2 separate regions of the Homo sapiens genome follow, and region 1 is linked to region 2. Evidence: chromatin loops called from intact Hi-C (ENCODE). Cell type or tissue: OCI-LY7. All regions are shown on one strand. Links, peaks and the distances in the headings refer to the core of each region. The heading gives the core; the rest is flanking DNA.

Region 1 (7,297 bases), core at 477-5,476, 120 kb before region 2:
ATGTGCCTGGCCTCCCAAAGTGTTGGGATTACAGGCATGAGCCACCATGCCCAACCTACACAATTTTTTTTTTTTTTTTTTGAGACAGGGTCTCACTCTGTCACCCAGACTGGAGTGCAGTGGTGTGATCTGGGTTCATTATAACCTCTGCCTTTCAAGCTGAGGCCATCCTCCCACCTCAGTCCCTGAGTAGCTGGGACTACAGATGCACAACACTATGCCTGGCTAATTTTTTTTTTTTTTTTTTTTGTAGATACGGTTTCGTATTGTTGCCCAGGCTGGTCTCAAACTCCTGGCTTCAAGTACTCCTCCTATCTTAGCCTCCCAAAGTGCTAGGATTATAGGCATGAGCTGCCATAAGAGGCCTACGCAAAATTTTATCAGTGAAACAGCACTATGATTAACGAGTTAGGCCTTGTTAACTACTATGCTATAATACTAAAGCCAGTTCTTTAATGTAGCCAATCTCATCTAAAAATTTTCATAATTGTTTATAAGAGAATCCAACTAAAGAAATGTAAGGAAGTTAGGTTGGCTAACAAAATTTATTTCAAACGGGACCCTTAGTATGAAAAACTACTCTTCGGCAAATGTGACAAAGGCGTTTTTGGGCAATTTTCCATTTCTTTCCTCATTCTTATTCCAAAGCTTGATTTATTCTTTTCAAAAGGACACATAGCCCTCTGTGTCTGTGGGTTCCTCACCCCTGGCTTCAACCATGAATCAAAGATATTCATGAAAAAATCTGCATCTATACCTAACTTGTAGATTTTCTTATCATTAGTGACTAAACAACATAGTACAACTATTCACACAGCATTTACATTGTGTTAGGTATTACAAGTAATCCAGAAATTATTTAAAACATGAGAGAGGAAGTGCATAGGTGATGTGCTCGTATGATGCCATTTTATATCAGGGACTTGAGCATCCTCGCTCTTTGCTTTCTGCAGTGGTCCCGGAACCTATCTCCTCCGTGGACACCGAGGGACGACTTTCTAGCAAATAGTGACCTTTCCAAGGGTTTAATACTTTGAGAACAGGGTTAGGCACATAAGGGGTGAATATCAGGCCTCGAATTTTTACTCTGCTGTAAACTGGCCATTTCATCTTAGTTTTAAAAATTTTACTGTGGTAAAACATATGTAACATAACATTTACCATATTAACCACTTCTTTTCTTTTTTTCTGAGACAGAGTCTTACTTTGTCACCCAGGCTAGAGTGCAGTGGTGTGATCACAGCTCACTGTAGCCCTGACCTCATGGGCTCAAGTGATCCTCCCACTTCCCAAGTATCTGGGACTAGAGGCACGTACCACCATGACTGGGACTAGAGACTAGAGGCACATACCACCATGACTGGCTAACTTAAAACTTTTTTTGTGGAGATGGGGTCTCACTATGTTGCCCAAGCTGGTCTTGAACGCCTAGGTTCAAGCAATCCTCCTGCCTCGGACACCCAAAGTCATTTTAACCATTTCTAAGTGTCCCTGGAAGTGGCTTCCTCAAAAATACACATCAGCATTAATGATTTGCTCTGTCAGAATTGTCAGCACACAACGGGCTTGGGAACCCAGTGTGAATTCCTGGCCAGAGAATTTCAAATATACTTGTGAAAACTAAATATAGTTTCACCTCCCTCCTCATCACCATAAATAAGAAATCAACATTAAGAAAACACAAATCTTGACAGCAGAAACAAATAGAAAACCCAACTCATGATTTCCTAATTGCCCTTACCTCACTCAATACAGCAAATTTTGATTAATTGCTGTATTAGCCAAAATTGATTTTTGGCACTGGCAATAAATTCTGCTATGGACAAGACAAACCTACTTAAGAGCAGGTTGCTTATTCTCAAGACATTATTCTCTGAGAATGTTGGGAACCTGAGCTGTTCTTCAGATCTTAACTTCAAAAAGAATAAAAATAGACATTTTGGTAAGTAATACACATTCGCACATTAGCAATTTGATGATTTCAGATTACTAACCTGACAAAATATACCAACAACTGAAAACTCTCCTAACTTGGGAATTCAACAAGACAGGTTCATCTCACCTGGGGGTCCTGGGTCATACCCTGTCTGCCAGCAGGCATGCCATCCAGCCCAGGGTCTCCCTACACACTTGAGTTACTGCAATGAAGCACTTTATTATTTTTTATTGTTGAGACAGAGTCTCACTCCGTCGCCCAGGTTGGAGTGCAGTGGTGCATTCTTGGCTCAATGCAACCTCTGCCTCCTGGGTTCAAGTGATTCTCCTGCCTCATGCTCCTGAGTAGCTGGGATGACAGGCGTGTGCCACCACGCCAGGCTAATTTTTGTATTTTTAGCAGAGACGAGGTTTCATCATGTTGGCCAGGCTGGTCTCAAACTCCTGACCTCAAGTGATCCACCCACCTCAGCCTCCCAAAGTGCTGGGATTACCTGCATGAGCCACCGCACCCGGCCTATTCTTTTTAAAACACCCGTCGGCTTTATTTAGGTATACTTTGCATACCCTAAGTTTCACTCATTTTAAGCACAGAATGGCTTTTAATAAAATTGAAGAGTTGTAAAATGGTCACTACTCTAGAACATTCCCATCACCTGAAAGGGATCCCGTGTCCATCTGCAGTCAGTCCCATTTCCAGCCCTAGCCCCAGTCATCATTCTACTTTGTTTACAAATTTGCCTTTTCTGGACACTGCCTACCACACAGCCACACTTCCCTCCCTCAGCAGGTGCTTCTGAGCTCATCCTGTGCAGAAGCACCCACCATGTGGACGTGGCAGGCGTCACCTGTTCAGTCACCTGCTAGCGGATACCTGGATTGTTTCCTTGTGTTGACCGAGGTTCCAGGGAACTTACACCAAGTCTCTGAGTGGATGTTCGCTTTCCTTTCTCCTAGGAGTGCAGCTGCTGAGTCAATGCAGCAAGTCTGCTTAATTAAGATCATGCCAAACAGTGGCTTCCCCATTTTACATTCCCACTATCAATGTATGAGAATTCGTTTTTCCACCTTCTTGGTTACTGTTGCTTTGCAGTGTAAGTTTTGAAGTCAGAAAACACGAGCTCTCCAACTTTATTTCCTGTGTTTTCGGTGACAGCATTCTAGTGGGTGTGAAGTGGTATCTCACTGTGGTTTTAATTTGCATTTCCCTAATTAACGCTAGGTATCTTTTCACGTCCTTATTGGCCATTTGTATGTCTTCTTCTGGTGAGATATCTATTCAGATCTCTTGCCCGTGTTTATGTTGCTTGTTTCTGAGTTTTGAGTGTTTATTACATAGGCTGGGTGCAGTGGCTCACGCCTGTAATCCCAGCACTTTGGGAGGCTGAAGCGGGCAGATTACTTGAGGTAAGGAGTTCAAGACCAGCCTGGCCAACATGGCAAAACACTGTCTCTACTAAAAATACAAAAAAAATAGCCAGGTGTGGTGGTGCATGCCTGTACTTCCAGCTACTTGGGAGGCTGAGGCAGGAGAATCACTTGAACCTTGGAGGCAGAGGTGGCAGTAAGCTGAGATCAAGCTACTGCACTCCAGCCCGGGTGACAGAGCAAGACTGTCTCAAAAAAAAAAAAAAAAAAAAAGAAAAAATTTATTACATAGGTGCTTAGAAGTGCTTCATGAGATTTATAATTTGCAAATATTTTTTCCCAGACTGTGGCTTGTCTTTCTACTTAATTCTGTCTTTTGATATACAAAAGTTTTAAATTTTGTTCCAGTCCAGTTTATCAGTATTTATGTAGTATACCTTTGATGAACTCTGTGCCTAACCAAGATTATGAAAATTTACTCCTGTGTTTTCTAAAATTTTTATAATTTTTGCTCTTACATTAAGATCTATGATCCACTTGAACTAACTTAGGTATATGACGTTGAGTCAAGGTTTAATCTTTTTTCCTTTTCATGTGAATGTCCGAATTTCCCAGCATCTGTTGTTGGAAAAACTTTTCTTCATTGAATTGCTCGGGTAACTCTATTAAAAAATTATTTGACCATAAATATAAGGGTTTATTTCTGGACTCTCAATTCTGTTTCTCATATATATAATCACTCTATCTCAATGCCAGTACATTGTTCTGGTTATTGCAGCTTTGCAATATTTTTGAAATCAGGAATGAGAAGTTCTGAATTCTCCAATTTTGTTAACCTATTTTAAAACTGCTTTCACTATTGTGGGTCCTTTATATTTACTTCAGGATATTATCAATTTCTGCCCCAAAAAACCCCCAAAAAATAGCCTGCCAAGATTTTGGTAGGAATTACATTGAACCTATAAAGCAATGTGGGGAGAACTACCATTTTAATAATATTGAATCTTCCAATACATGAATACAGGCTATCTGACACAATTTTTAAAAACAGGTGTAATCTTAAAAAATATTTTGAAACAATACCATTATACTCATATGTCTCAGATAAACAATCCTCTATGACAGAAGAAAGCTTTAGGATGAGGACACAAATTATTTGTGTTACTTAACTTTCAAACAATCACAAAGTTATAGAAAATGTACAAGTACGTTTAAAATAATTCTCTCTCCTTGGATTATCTAATGGTGAATCACTGACCTGATGCGTAATCCCAGACACTTCAGGGGGGATTTCCAACAAACAAGTCTATTTTCCTCCATAAACACCTAAGCCATCAAAATCAGAAAACCAACGCATTCCTCCTGTCCCAGCTCAGACCCTGTTCAAGTTTCTCTAGCCATCCCCAATTACCCAGTTTGCACAGGCACACTGCAAGAAAGTGGTCGGCTCTCAGCTTCCCGCTGCCCAGAGCGAGTTTCTGGATGTTTCCGTGACTCTCACGACACCAGGCTTTGGGAAGATTCTAGGCAGGTGCATTGTCCAATCAGTCCCCTAACTTGGGGGCTGGTGCTTCCACATGGGGAGATCCAGGACAGGCATCTTCGGCAGGAGTATCGCGGATGCGGCTCTCTTCATCCCACCCGCTGTGTGCTACAGGCTTCACCATCACTGAGGTTTGCCTGGACCAGCTGGTTCAGGCTTTTCCACCATGAAGACTCTCTTTCCTTTAACTATTTCGTGGATGGCTACTATAGAAATCCTCACTTCTCATCAAGCTTTCCATTTGTTCATCTGTGTATCTGAATAGTTGGAAAATTTCCTATTTTACTCAAAGTGTTACAACCTGTTGCAATCTTTATTCTTGAGACAGGGTCTCGCTCTGTCACCCAGGCTTGAGTGCAGTGGCGTGATCTCAGCTTACTGCAACCTCAACCACCCAGGCTCAAGTGATCCTCCACCTCAGCCTCCCAAGTAGTTGGGACCACAGGCGCACACCACTACACCCGGCTAACTAAAAAAAAAATGTTTTTGTAGGCTAGGTGTGGTGGTTCATGCCTATAATTCCAACACTTTGGGAGGCTGAGGTGGGAGGATAGCTTGAGCCCAGGAGTTCAAAACCAGCCTGGGCAACATGGCAAGACGCCATCTCTAAAAAAAAATTTAAAAATCAGCATCCCTGAGGTCCCAGGATAGCGATGCTTTGGTCAAGGATGGGTCCGTGTACAATGGTGGTCTCATGAGCCTGTAACGAAGCTGAAAAATTTCTACTGCCTAGAGATGCTGAAGCACACCACGTTACTTGTGTTGGTGGTGGTAACTGGTCTAAACAAACCTGTGCTGCCAGTCATATAAAAGCACAGCACATACAATCATGTCTTCAGTTCTGTTTACACGATGAATCACATTTTTTTATTTGCATATGATACCTAGCATCTTAGAGATGAAGCCTACTTGGGCACGGTGGATTAGGTTTTTGATGAGCATATACAATTATGTACACAACTTAATACTTTAACCATGATGACAAACAACTGTTACTGGTTTATGAATTTACTGTACTTTGTTATTTTACAGCATCCTCCTACTTATAAAAAAGAAAGTAAATTGTAAAACAGCCTCAGTGGGTCCTTCAGGAGGGTCTTCCAGGAGAAGGTATTGTTATCCTAGGAGATCATGGCTCCGTCTGCGTCCTGTCCCTGAAGGCCCTCCAGTGGGACAAGAGGTGGAGGGGAAAACAGTGACACTGAACACCCTGGCCCTGTGGAGGCCTAGGCAGCTGTGTGTGTGTGTGTTGTGGAGGCCTAGACTGGTGTGTGTGCGCGTGTTGTGGAGGCCTAGGCAGGTGTGTGTGTGTGTGTGTGTGTGTGTTGTGGAGGCCTAGACTGGTGTGTGCGCGTGTGTGTGTGTTGTGGAGGCCTAGGCAGCTGTGTGTGTGTGTGTTGTGGAGGCCTAGGCAGCTGTGTGTGTGTGTGTGTGTGTTGTGGAGGCCTAGACTGGTGTGTGTGTGTGTGTGTGTGTGTTGTGGAGGCCTAGACTGGTGTGTGTGTGCGTGTGTGTGTTGTGGAGGCCTAGGCAGCTGTGTGTGTGTGTGTGTTGTGGAGGCCTAGGCTGATGTGTGCATGCGTGTGGTGGAGGCCTAGGCAGCTGTCTGTGTGTGCAAGTGTGTGTGGTGGAGGCCTAGGCCGGTGTGTGTGTGTTGTGGAGGCCTAGGCTGATGTGTGTGTGTGTTCTGTGGAGGCCTAGGCAGCTGTGTGTGTGTGTGCACGTGTGTTGTGGAGGCCTAGGCAGGTGTGTGCGCGCGTGTGTGTTGTGGAGGCCTAGGCAGCTGTGTGTGTGTCGTGGAGGCCTACGTAGCTGTGTGTGTGTGTTGTGGAGGCCTAGGCTGATTGTGTGTGCGTGTGTGTTGTGGAGGCCTAAGCTGATGTGTATGTGTGTGCTGTGGAGGCCTAGACAGTCTGTGTGTGTGTGCGTGCGTGTGTGTTGTAGAGGCCTAGGAAGCTGTGTGTGTGCTGTGGAGGCCTAGGCTGATGTGTGTGTGTGTGTTCTGTGGAGGCCTAGGCAGCTGTGTGTGTGTGCGCACGTGTGTTGTGGAGGCGTAGGCCGGTGTGTGTACGCGTGTGTGTTGTGGAGGCCTAGGCAGCTGTGTGTGTGTTGTGGAGGCCTAGGCTGATGTGTGTGTGTGTTGTGGAGGACTAGGCTGATGTGTGTGTGTGTTCTGTGAAGGCCTAGGCAGCTGTGTGTGTGCACGTGTGTCGTGGAGGCCTACGCAGCTGTGTGTGTGTGTTGTGGAGGCCTAGGTTGATGTGTGTGCACGTGTGTTGTAGAGGCCTAGGAAGCTGTGTGTGTGTGTTGTGGAGGCCTAGGCTGATGTGTATGTGTGTGCTGTGGAGGCCTAGACAGTCGTGTGTGTGTGTGCGTGTGTGTGTGTTGTAGAGGCCTAGGAAGCTGTGTGTGTGCTGTGGAGGCCTAGGCTGATGTGTATGCGTGTATATA
Region 2 (7,954 bases), core at 1,296-6,295:
GTAGTAATAATTTGTAAAAAGCTTCGGCATCTATATGTCAAGAAGAGTGAAAAGTGTGAGATTTTTGTCTCGCATGCAAACTAACAAGGGAGCCAGCACCAGCCCAACATGCTGACAGAGCTGGGACATTCCCAGGCCAGAAACAAAGGGCTTGTCACACACAGTGGGGCAGCAGGACCCACTCACCCCTGTCGATACTCAGGATCACACACAGTGGAGCAGCAGGACCCACTCATCCCCATCTATACTCAGGATCACACACAGTGGGGCAGTAGGACCCAATCACCCCCGTCGATATTCAGGATCACACACAGTGGGGCAGCAGGACCCACTCACCCCTGTCGATATTCAGGATCACACACAGTGGGGCAGCAGGACCCACTCACCCCTGTCGATACTCAGGATCACACACAGTGGGGCAGCAGGACCCACTCATCCCCATCTATACTCAGGATCACACACAGTGGGGCAGCAGGACCCGCTCACTCCCATCGATACTCAGGATCACACACAGTGGGGCAGCAGGACCCGCTCACTCCCATCAATACTCAGGATCACATGCAGTGGGGCAGCAGGACCCACTCACCCGTCGATAATCAGGATCACACACAGTGGGGCAGCAGGACCCACTCATCCCTGTCTATACTCAGGATCACACACAGTGGGGCAGCAGGACCCAATCACCCCCATTGATATTCAGGATCACACACAGTGGGGCAGCAGGACCCGCTCACTCCCACTGATGCTCAGGATCACACACAGTAGGGCAGCAGGACCCACTCATCCCCGTCTATACTCAGGATCACACACAGTGGGGCAGCAGGACCCGCTCACTCCCGTCGATACTCAGGATCACACACAGTGCGGCAGCAGGACCCACTCATTCCCATTAATAATCAGGATCACACACAGTGGGGCAGCAGGACCCACTCATCCCTGTCTATACTCAGGATCACACACAGTGGGGCAGCAGGACCCAATCACCCCCGTTGATATTCAGGATCACACACAGTGGGGCAGCAGGACCCGCTCACTCCCACTGATGCTCAGGATCACACACAGTAGGGCAGCAGGACCCACTCATCCCCGTCTATACTCAGGATCACACACAGTGGGGCAGCAGGACCCACTCATCCCCATCTATACTCAGGATCACACACAGTGGGGCAGCAGGACCCGCTCACTCCCGTCGATACTCAGGATCACACACAGTGCGGCAGCAGGACCCACTCATTCCCGTCAATAATCAGGATCACACACAGTGGGGCAGCAGGACCCACTCATCCCTGTCTATACTCAGGATCACACACAGTGGGTCAGCAGGACCCACTCACCCCATTGATATTCAGGATCACACACAGTGGGGCAGCAGGACCCACTCACTCCCGTCGATACTCAGGATCACACGCAGTGGGGCAGCAGGACCCACTCACCCCTGTCGATAATCAGGATCACTCACAGTGGGGCAGCAGGACCCACTCATCCCCGTCTATACTCAGGATCACACACAGTGGGGCAGCAGGACCCGCTCACTCCCGTTGATACTCAGGATCACACACAGTGGGGCAGCAGGACCCGCTCACTCCCGTTGATACTCAGGATCACACACAGTGGGGCAAGCAGGACCCACTCACTCCCGTCGATACTCAGGATCACACACAGTGGGGCAAGCAGGACCCACTCACCCCTGTCGATATTCAGGATCACACACAGTGGGGCAGCAGGACCCGCTCACTCCCATCAATACTCATGATCACACACAGTGGGGCAGCAGGACCCACTCACCCCTGTCGATACTCAGGATCACACACAGTGGGGCAGCAGGACCCACTCATCCTCATCTATACTCAGGATCACACACAGTGGGGCAGCAGGACCTGCTCACTCCCGTCGATACTCAGGATCACACACAGTGGGGCAGAAGGACCCACTCATCCTCATCTATACTCAGGATCACACACAGTGGGGCAGCAGGACCTGCTCACTCCCGTCGATACTCAGGATCACACACAGTGGGGCAGAAGGACCCACTCATCCTCATCTATACTCAGGATCACACACAGTGGGGCAGCAGGACCTGCTCACTCCCGTCGATACTCAGGATCACACACAGTGCGGCAGCAGGACCCACTCATCCCTGTTGATACTCAGGATCATATACACTGGGGCAGCAGGACCCACTCACCCCTGTCAATACTCAGGATCACATACAGTGGGGCAGCAAGACCCACTCACCCCCGTCGATACTCAGCGGCATCCTTTACCACTTAAGGGACTTTCAAGCTCATCTTGTGTAACAAAAGTCGACTTCTCCACCTCCCCATACAAAGGCAAGATGTTATTTAGGCAAACAAAATTAACGATCAAGTAAAGAAATGCTTACAATTTTCTCTTCTGAGAAAATTTGTTTTTAGTGACTGCGGCTATCAAGGCACACACTTGCATATTATACATAATACTGCTTGTGGCCAAAGTCACGGTACTTTCCTACTCTTAAATAATTTATCAAGAGTCCTGAAAAGTGAGTATCTTAAAGAGAAAAGTGGTATGTGGCTTACTCCAGGCTAAGGAGTGAGTAAGGCAGCCTATTCTTGTGAAATATGTGATTTTTCTACAGGAAGGGGAATATCACACTCTGGGGACTGTGGTGGGGTCGGGGGAGGGGGGAGGGATAGCAGTGGGAGATATACCTAATGATAGATGACACGTTGGTGGGTGCAGCGCACCAGCATGGCACATGTATACATATGTAACTAACCTGCACAATGTGCACATGTACCCTAAAACTTAAAGTATAATTAAAAAAAAAAAAAAAAGAAGTAAACACATTCAGTTACCTAATTCCATGAAGAAAATATTAATAAACTATTAATAAAAACACATACACACACACAACTACAGTCATGTGCCAAATAAAGATGTTTCAGTCAACAACAACAAAAAAAAAAAAAAAAGAAAATCTGAGAACAAGATATCATTGTGAGATTGTTATCTCCAGGAAGGAGTGAAATGGGTGCTGGGAAATTGAGGGAGCCTTGGAACAGGAATCTCACCATCTCGAATGGGGAATCCAGCAAATGGGAAAACAGTCGCTCTGATTCACGGACGTTTCTGAAAGCTTCACGTCCACTCCATGTTGCATTTGAATGACTTTTCTCCTTGTGATGTGGACCCGACACAAGAGAGGTCCCACGTAGACATTCGGCATTTGTCAGGGTCTGGCACCGTGGCTCACTTCCACAGATTTAACATGTTTATGTATAAATTACAATGGTCCCGTGTTGCATTTGAATGACTTTTCTTCTTGTGATGTGGACCCGACACAAGAGAGGTCCCACGTAGACATTTGGCACTTGTCAGGATCTGGCACCTTGACTCACTTCTACAGATTTAAGATGTTTACGTATCAATTACAATGGCTCAACTGTATAAAAGCTGGTATCAGTTATGGATCAATTCCCTTATTTCTCTCTTGGGCCACACTTCCTGCTTCTGCAGAACATATCACTTGGCTGCAACACACAATGTTGACATTGAAAATAAAAAAGACTGTATAAAAATGATGCAGAGAATTCTTCTGAAAGGCCACTGGGACACACACTTTGTTGGTGATCAGCTGTCTACTAGCAGCAGCAAGAGAGACAGAGCTCCACGCATGAGCAGCCACAGCACCTGGGTCTGTGACCCACACCAAGACCCCCAGGGTGACGACAGGCCAACCAACAGCCTTGGAAAGTACACTTCCTTCCCAGAAGAGCTTCCCAAGAGAAAACAGAAACACTGATAATTGCAGGCATTTCCATGACTGGTCTGGAACAATGAAACCACTCACCTCCAACAAGGAACACATCTTGTTTCAACTGAGGCAACTAAAAAGACGAAGGAAATAGCACAAAAGCCAGGTTGGTTCTGTCACTTACACACACACAGACATGTACAGGTCTGTATGTGCGTACATGTATGTATATGTCCATATGTGTGGGTATAAAATATACTGTCTATGCCTCAATAACGGCATCGTCTAAATTCAGCCTGTGAGTTCCTCAGGGCCAGGGAGGGAGTCTCAAAGCCCATCTCTGCAGCACCGGGCTGTGCTCCCCAGCCCCTGCCTGTGGGCGGTGACTGGTGAAGCAACAAACCCTCCCAGCCCTGTTCCTTCTACACCACATCCGGAACAGGCGTACGTACACCTGGTATAGAAAGCTCCCACAGCCTGAACAGATCATTCGATTCTAAGTCAGGTTAACCTAATCTCTGCAGTGCAGTCCTACAAACAGATTTTCAAAAAGTTACCAAACCACCACCTCAAACCTCAACACTTTGTCTACTTGGAAAGAGGACGTGGGACTGGGATTTACTCGGCCACCAAAACACTCACAGGGTATTATCCTATCGCCCTTCAGTGCCCAGAATAATCATGTGGTCTCTCGCAGTAAAAACAAAACCACAACCACCGCAACCCAGCTTTTCTTCAAGTTGTAGGGAGTTTTACAGCCTCTTTCTATGTGGTCTTTCTTTTTGCCCCAAACTGGATATTCTTTTTACTTTCTCCTTATTTCCTGACTATAATTTAATCAATGTAATTAAAGTGCTTGTGTTAGAAGCAATTTTACTTAAAAAGAATTGAAAGAACTACATCAAAATATTAACAGTAGCCATTTCAGGATGACAAGATGACAACGTATTGTTTTTTGTTCATTCTCTTCAACATTTGCGAAGTTTTCTGCCTTGAGTGTAACCACTTTTGCCATCAGAGGTTACATATAGTGCTTGATGGAATGAGGCCATAGAGCACACACACCACCCTCTAACACAAAGCAATCATGTGGGGAAGGATGGAGACACAGGAAAGGTACATCTTGAAGAAATGCGGGTTTTTTTCCATAAAGGCAAAAGACATTTTAAGAAATGTTTGCACCATACACAAGTCTGCTACATTTGGTCAAAAAACTGAGAAAACAGTAACAGAAGAATACTTCTGCCCACAAGGAGACCAGCACACCCAGCTCAGGGCGACACAAGGAGACCAGCACACCCAGCTCGGGGCGACTCCAGACGAGGACAGAGAGTGGTTTCCTCACAGCTGACCCACAGGATCGGGTAACACGAGCAGGAGGGAAGCATGGGGACCACAAAGATGTCAGACTGTGGACTGCACAGCAGAAGACAGCAACACAAACCAGTGGAGTCACTAAAAACAATTGCAAAAAGATGTCTACATTCTGCTTTAACCGGAAATCAGTGGCACAGTGACACTTCAAAACATCCATAAACAGCACCCTGAAGATTCCGTCAGACTCTACATGGAACAATGTTAAGGCAAATAATGATAACGGGATAGCGCTAAGGGGTCTTCTCAGTGCAGACCCTTAGAGCGCGCACTAACCCCATCATCAAAACACGGCAAACACGTGGAAAAAGGACAACCTGCCCAGGGGTGAAGAGCAGCTTCTGAAGCACGCAGTGTAATTATGAGTGACTAAAGTGAGTCAGAATCTACCTCCATGTGCTAAGTTGTTGCTGTGTTTAATAATCCCAGTCCAACTCAAAATATCCAAGCCAGAAAGGAGCATCCGGCCACTAACATCTACAATAGCGATTAAATGGACAGCGCTTTGTCGAAAGACCTTTCACAACGTGACACCTAGAGGGAAGCGAAGCAACCAAGCCACGATGGCCCCCTGGTTCCTCTCGCTGCTCCTCCTGGGTCCTCAGCACAGCCGGGTGGCTCTGCTGGTGCCCTCCTGCAGAGAAAACACCACACACCGCTACTGAGGAGGTCTCTTATGACATCCAGCTTAAAAGGCCGCATGTCCACTGGCCAGTGGCCCAAATCCCACAGGTGAGGCGAGAGAAGAGGGATAGACTTGACCACAGGGCACGGGGCAGGATGGACCCATCTCCCTTGAGAGCCAACGCCAGCGGATCACCGGGAGGCCTGGCCAGTCTGAGGCCCCAGTGCGAGGAAGGGGGCAGTGTTGGATTAACACACAGTGCTGGAAAGGGTATGAGCTGAGAACAAAGACGTTTACAGAGCTCTGCATAAAACCCAGATCACTGTGAGAAGAGCTCATAAGATGAAGAACTTTTAGGAAAATATAACATGGGTAAACAGGTTGCTACAAAACAAATATTCCCTTGAAAACACAATATCCTTTTCATAAAATGAGCTGATAAATGAAATCTAGCAGCTGTGCAGCATCAGAAATCCATTACAGCATCTGATCAAGCGTCCTCCAAAGCCTTAATTACAAATGCCCTGAATACAGTTTTACCCGGCCACATGAATGAGACACCAGATGAGAGGCCGTGGAATGGAAACAATGAGAAACAGAAATCTCTCGGGTGAAGGTACCAGGCAGGATTGCAGCGGAGTCAACAGACATGTGTGCAAACATCACGAGAGTAACAAGATTTGCTGGTCATGCTGGACATACAGTGTCAAAGACTCCAGCAAATGCCTGAAATACAAATGCTTAAAACGATAGGAGAAAATAATCTGGAGGCTCAGCAGTCAGGACAGAGGGCAGTGATTGTCTAGTATTTTTAAGTATCTTTGAGGAAGAGCACTGAAAGTGGTCAAGGATACTTCCACTTAGGGAGAGGCTAGGAAGTGACGGCTTAAAATTTCACGTAAATGGAAGATGATTCTAGTTTGGGATCCTAAAGCAGCATTAACGTGTTATCAAAGCAAAGAGAAAAGAAGCAGATGCATAAATACTGAATGAGAAAGGAATGAGGGAATGTAACAGGTACAGCTGGACTCAGGGCTGTCAGGGCAAACACAGCACAGGGGCTCCAAGGAGACCACGCTGCCTGCAGCCATCTCAGGCAGGGAGGGATATTGCTGGAGAAGCTCCTACAAAGCTGTCGGAGCTGGGGGTGAGCTGCTGGCTGCCATGCAACACAGAGGCCAGAGACCCCAGCAGCAGCAGGACCTGCTAGAGCCTCTGTGCACAGCCCTGAGACTAAGAAGTGAAACCACTGTCCTCACATGCCTCTGTCACACTTCACAAACACAACTCAACAGAATTTGCAGGACTCAGATCCATGGTTTCTGAAGAAGGCAATAAAGGGTGAATTTGGAGCTGAGAGGCAATAAATTGATAGAGGTGCATTTGGTGACTCCAAAAGAGGCAGATCTTTCTCGTTTTTTCTGCTGTGGCTGCTAACAGTTCATTCCCTTTAGGCCTTTCACTCTAAGAACCCAGAAGCACCCATCTATTAAGAGAAGGGCTTATTCAGGATCAGCTTCATGCAGCATTGAATAAATCACTATTGCTAGTGAAGAGTTTGTTGGTACTACTTACATTTATAGTGTTAGATAAATTGGTTAACTAAAATACATTTAACAGCGTTTCTTAAAGTACTAAAAAGGGATAAAATACTAAAAATACTAAAAAGGGATAAAGTACTAAAAAGGGGATAAAAATGTCAGCACCCCTCAAACCCCTCAGAGAAAGAGGTAGTATACAAATGCACCCTGTATGCTTGATGTCATTATTGCAATGAGATATTCAGGGATAAAAGCATCAGCACCTATCAAACCCCTCAGAGAAAGAGGTAGTATACAAATGCACCATCTATGCTTGATGTCATTATTGCAATGAGATATTCGGGGATAAAAACATCAGCACCCTTCGAACCCCTCAGAGAAAGAGGTAGTATACAAATGCACCATCTATGCTTGATGTCATTATTGCAATGAGATACTCAGGGATAAAAACATCAGCACCCCTCAGAGAAAGAGGTAGTATACAAACGCACCCTCTATGCTCGATGTCATTATTGCAATGAGATATTCGGGGGATAAAAACATGAGCACCCCTGGAACCCTCAGAGAAAGAGGTAGTATACAAATGCGCCCTTTATGCTTGAAGTCATTATTGCTGTTACTAGTATTCTAGATTACTATGTATATCCACAGCTTTAAATCTTTAGAAAAACCCATACC

Evidence for each region. Hi-C counts contacts between places; a loop is a spot of excess contacts. Peaks named below come from ENCODE experiments on the same cell type or tissue, not always from the same donor. Only the 100,000 strongest peaks of a DNase experiment are listed, where the experiment ranks them.
Region 1: it touches region 2 in a loop (3.0-fold over the local background); 3 of 110 quality-filtered maps call a loop at or near these places.

What each region holds. Positions count from the first base shown.
Region 1 is chr10:330,750-338,046 of GRCh38, forward strand. The region is part of intron 29 of DIP2C (disco interacting protein 2 homolog C); the gene reads right to left. It overlaps LOC124902362 (a long non-coding RNA gene), which reads right to left. Exons shown (of 2, transcript XR_007062030.1): 2 at 4,276-5,103. Among named protein-coding and RNA genes, the nearest start is that of ZMYND11, 200 kb to the left of the region's middle. In OCI-LY7, for the core only: no CTCF peak of the experiment used is centred there; a DNase peak (open chromatin) is centred at 2,762; H3K4me3 peaks cover 1,253 bases; H3K27ac peaks cover 1,453 bases.
Region 2 is chr10:446,983-454,936 of GRCh38, forward strand. All of the region lies in intron 3 of DIP2C (disco interacting protein 2 homolog C), which reads right to left. Among named protein-coding and RNA genes, the nearest start is that of DIP2C-AS2, 180 kb to the right of the region's middle. In OCI-LY7, for the core only: no CTCF peak of the experiment used is centred there; DNase peaks (open chromatin) are centred at 3,649 and 4,149; H3K4me3 peaks cover 1,867 bases; H3K27ac peaks cover 2,729 bases.